Regions from separate parts of the Homo sapiens genome. Here region 1 is linked to region 2. Evidence: read pairs that join two places in POLR2A ChIA-PET (ENCODE). Cell type or tissue: GM12878. All regions are shown on one strand. Region 1 overlaps LOC107986129 (a long non-coding RNA gene). Region 2 overlaps MGLL (monoglyceride lipase).

Evidence for each region. ChIA-PET counts read pairs that join two places held together with the same protein. Peaks named below come from ENCODE experiments on the same cell type or tissue, not always from the same donor. Only the 100,000 strongest peaks of a DNase experiment are listed, where the experiment ranks them.
Region 1: POLR2A ChIA-PET joins it to region 2 with 9 read pairs; 6 of 35 experiments call an interaction of 5 or more read pairs at or near these places.

Annotation. Positions count from the first base shown.
Region 1 is chr3:127,834,090-127,836,589 of GRCh38, reverse strand. All of the region lies in intron 4 of LOC107986129 (a long non-coding RNA gene), which reads left to right. Among named protein-coding and RNA genes, the nearest start is that of MGLL, 13 kb to the right of the region's middle. In GM12878, no CTCF peak of the experiment used is centred here; DNase peaks (open chromatin) are centred at 508 and 1,069; H3K4me3 peaks cover 2,073 bases; H3K27ac peaks cover 2,450 bases.
Region 2 is chr3:127,735,387-127,737,886 of GRCh38, reverse strand. All of the region lies in intron 3 of MGLL (monoglyceride lipase), which reads left to right. Among named protein-coding and RNA genes, the nearest start is that of ABTB1, 64 kb to the right of the region's middle. In GM12878, no CTCF peak of the experiment used is centred here; a DNase peak (open chromatin) is centred at 1,496; H3K4me3 peaks cover 1,204 bases; H3K27ac peaks cover 2,194 bases.

The DNA.
Region 1 (2,500 bases), 99 kb before region 2:
GTGGTTAGAAAAGAAAGAGCATTGCCTAGTGTTTCAAAAACAAAGAAAACAAATGTTCACATAGACCTGCTACAGATTTGAAGGCTAGGAGAGAGGCTTGTGGCAGAGTGTGAGTGAGAGATCCCAAGCATCCTAATTCCTGGTTTCTAATTTCTTTTCATACCTGAAACACTAAGAATCCATTGGGAATGAATGGCGGTGATGTAAATAGTACCCTTGTTCTCATCTGGATTTGGCTGCCAGGTTACAAGTTGCTCCATAACTCTGGACAAATCACCTCACCTCTCTTGTCTCAATTGCTTTGTCTACAAAATGACACTTTAAGACTAGATGATGTCTCGGACACCTTCCAGCTATAAAGTTCCCCCCAAGGCTTTCCAGTTTTGCTTAATACACAAGGGAATGTGCACTTAGCATTGCATAAGGTAGCTTGGCTTTGTAAGATACGTGTTATCAGGTACGTGGTGTTTCCAAAGCAGTTTAGAGGGAGAGGTGACACTGTTTCACAGATAAGAATATAGTTCACACATAAAGTATTTACTCTATGGCAAGTATTGCTGTAAGCACTTTAATATGTTCATTCATTTAACCTTCACGATAATTATGTGAATTATATACTCTTATTACCTCCATTTTACTGATGAGGAAACTGAGGTGCAAAAAGGCTAAGTAACTTGTTCCAGGCCACAGAGCTTGTAAGTCCAAGAAGTGTTTCAGCTCCTAGGGTCAGTACCCTTAACCAGTACACACCGTGTAGCTTCTCTGACTCAAAGTAGTCAATTAAAAAACAGAACACCCACCCACCCCCGCCCAACACACACACACACACACACACACACACACACACACACAAATGCTGTTGTTTAGAAAGGCTGTGTAGTTTGCTTCCCTCCCCAACAACCTTGCCTAAATTACCTGGAAATATCTATACATATGTAGCAGTTTCTGCAGTTACCCAACCCTTCACTGGACTTTCCCCACCTAAACATAACTACCACCTCATTTGCCTTTGATGGTGAAACTTTAGTATGAGGTCAAGGGCATCTATTTCAAAAGAAGTCTAAAAAAACTTTTTTCAAAAAATAACGTAGGAAGATACACATGTGTGACCCACCACTTTTATTTGCGAGCAGAGTCTACTTTATTTGTACTTATAATGACCTTAGTGGAACATTTTTCAGCGTGTGCAACTTTGAACTGCTTCACTAACCAGATTAGTCAGGGGAAGAATTTCTCCTTCACTGGTGAGTCCAAATCTTATTACCGTGCTTGGGCCCGGTTACTAATTGCTGACATTCTGGACTTGCCAAATGCATTTAAAGAAGATGGCATGTGGGCGGGAACCTATATTTTCATCTTGGTAGATTTGATTGTACTTAATGGCCTTTCCCAATAGGCCTGGCCCTTGTGCTTTTAAATACAGAGCAAAAAATAGCTGTTCACAGCAAGACTGTTTCTAAGAGCTGGGAGGACCCTTGGAGACCATCTGGGCCAAGCTTTATCTTGACCCACAGGAAGCTGAAGCCCAGAAGTGAAAAATCATGTTGATGTGGAGGGCACCTCAGCCAGGAGGGGCTGTAGGCAGGTCACAGGCAGAGTGGGGGCCACACCCAGCTCTCCCTCCTGGGCTCCTCCCTGTGTGTCTCCAGCCTCGGCAAGGCCACGCTACTTACATGATGGCTTTGTCACATCTATGACCCACAAGCTCTGTTATTTATGTAATACCTTTCTTTAAATCAACCCATGTTTTAAACTTCATTTATTTTGAAAGCTTTCTTTAAATAGAAAATGGACACTTCCCACACAATAACGTCGCCCTACAATGGAGAAAGTATGGGAGGTGGACGGATCGGGTTCACAGACTTGTTCTGCCATTTCCTCGTAGGGCAATTGGCAAGCAAAGGAACTTCTTTGCTGTGCAGTTTCCTCAGCTGTAAAATTCATGCTAGTGCTGACCCCATAGGATGATAAGGGCATTATTGGCATGGGCACCTGTTAATTTACTTCCCTATTTTGATTCCCATTGATGCAATTTCTGCAGGAACTACACTAAAAATATTCAAAATGTTCTGTTTGGTTTTTCCCACATGACCTTTAGTGGTCAAAGAAAGGCAGGAGAGTGCCTTTGACTGCCACACCTGCCCTTCCAATGACATCTACAACTGTGTCCTCATGGAAGAAGAAATTGATGGCCAAGTCGACTCTCAGGAGCATTCAACGGGAGAAAATGAGCTTTTCTGCACCCACACACATTGTTTAAGAGCTTATATTCACATTTAATACCTAGCTGTCTGGGGGCCTCTAATGACCATAGTTCCTTTCTCAACCATGCTCGTTAATGGCCCCAAATCTCCTATGCAGAAAGAATTTAAGACTTCATGGAAAAATTGCTAAAGGGTGCCAAGGTGGAAACGATTTGGGGAAAATTTTTCTACACACTTCAACAAGGTAGAATAATGGAGTCAATAAACCCTGCCATACCAACATTAAGGATATTTAT
Region 2 (2,500 bases):
GGATCACCTGCGGTCAGAAGTTCGAGACTAGCCTGACCAACATGGTGAAACCCCATCTCTACTAAATACAAAAAATTAGCCAGGTGTGGTGGTGCATGCCTGTAATCCCAGCTACTTGGGAGGCTGAGGCAGGAGAGTTGCTTCAACCCGGGAGGTGGAGGTTGCAGTGAGCCAAGATTGCGCCATTGCACTCCAGCCTGGGCAAGAAGAGCAAAACCCTGTCTCACAAAAAAAAAAAAAAAAAAAAAAAAAAAAAGAAGCAGTTGATGATTTCACTGTGTCCTGGAGGTGGCCAGTGATGTCCTGGAATTGCAAATGACCCGGGCAGATGTTCCAGTGCGGAGAATACAGGGCCGCTTTGGTCTGCAGCCTCAATTTTCATAATGACCCTTATCATGGCAGTGGGCATTTATTGAGTGCTTCCTGTGTGCCCCGCTCTGTGCTAGCCATCATCCATTCCCTCCCTCACTAATTCTCACAGCACCTTCTGACGTGGGCTTGTGAGTGCCCCTTATTGCAGGTGACGAGGCTGAGCCTTCAGGAAGTGAAGTCACTGCCCAAGGTCACACAGAGGTGACCTCCACCTTACTACAGTCACACATCAGAGGGTGCTGTGAGGATTAGTGAGGGAGGGAATGGATGGTGGCTAGCACAGAGCAGGGCACACAGGAAGCACTCAATAAATGCTCACTGCTATGATAAGGGTCATTATGAAAATTGAGGCTACAGACCAAAGTGGCCCTGTATTCTCCTCACTGGAACATCTGCCCAGGTCATTTGTAATTACTGGCCACCTCCAGGATACAGTGCTACTGGCCTTAGCCTCCTCATCTTCCAACTGGTAGATGGTGACTCTTCCCTCCCAGCTTGGGTTATTATTAAACAAGAGGAGGGCCGGGCGCAGTGGCTCATGCCTGTAATCCCTGCACTTTGGGAGGCCGAGGCAGGTGGATCATTTGAGGTCAGGAGTTCTAGACCAGCCTGGCCAACAAGGTGAAACCCTGTCTCTACAAAAAATACAAAAATTAGCCAGGCGTGGTGACATGCGCTTGTGGTCCCAGTTACTCGGGAAGCTGAGGCAGGAGGATCATTGGAGCCCAGGAGGTCGAGGCTGCAGTGAGCCGAGATTGCACCACTGCACTCCAGCCTGGGTGACAGAGTGAGACCCTGTCTCAAAAAATAAAAATACACAAATAAATAAATAAACAAACAAGAGGAGTAGCAGGCCTGATGGCCTGGCATGGGGCCAGGCATACCGCAAGTGCTTAACAAATGAGGCTCTTTTCTCTTTGCCTTCATTACATCTTAGCTGAATTCAAATTTGGAATAGTGCTTATTCATTCATTAAACCCAGGTGAAAGGAGCCCTTCCCCTCACCCAGCCCTGCCTGGGCAGGGATGCATGAAGCTGAAGTCTCCAGGGCAGCGGAGCCATTTCTCACGTGTTCTCTCTAGGACCAGACTCATTTACTCTTTGTGACTCATTACTCTTTTTCGCTGACCCAACTCCTGCCTTTTCTGGAAGCTCTGGGATCCTGACTTCAGCTGTTTTTAGTTGCTTATCACCCAGGCTTTCTAAAAGTTTCACTTCTTGTTAAAAAATATAGTATCTCACATCCTAGAGTAATGAACGTCCATTTTTTTAAAGCAATTTGCTTTTCCTCATGCAATCTTCTTTGTTTTTTAAAGTGATACTTAACAATAATTTCAGCAGAAGTGAAACTTGGGTTGCCAGGTGTCTGTACTTTTATTAGGTTTGACTGACCCTGAGCTCCAAACAATGGAACTAGCACTGTTTGGGAACTTCTGTAATCTCACAGAGGACAACAGATCTAACTGAATGTTTTCAAGGGAAAATAAAAAGGTCTGTTCCATGTTAAACCTGGGAGCTTTTAGCGTGAAGGAACTGAGCCGAAAGATGGTTTAACGCTTGCACTCTAAGAGAGCCAGGATTCTAACTGAAGGTGCAGACCAGCTGCCCCATCTCTTTGCAGAGCTGAACAGGAGAAAATCCTTGTAAGTGGGAGAGATGCAGACTAGATTCAGAAGGATCTTCCCCTGGAAGGATGCGAGCACCAAGAGAATGCCAGAATTTATACATTTTTCTCCTCTGAAACCATACAAAGGGAGGGAATGGGAGAAGGCGGGGAGCGAGCACGTGCTGGAAACCCACCTTTTGCCAGGTATGTTCAGCTGTTTCATTTATTCCCCCAACAACTTGATGAGTAGACAGGAGGTGACTGGAGGTAACTACAATCTTGGAATTTGTGTTTCATTCTCTTGCTTTTTTATTTTATGTGTTTATCACATAAGTATGAGTCTCTAAAAATATGTATATTTGCTTTTGCTTGTTTTCTTAACATTATAAAATGGAGTCATACTTACTCAGTCTTCTGTGATTTGCTTTCTTCACTTTGTGTTTCTTTTCTAAGACTCATCAGTGCTGCTTTGTGCAGCTCTAGTTTATTTGCTTTTCACTACTGTGTGATAATCCATTTGCC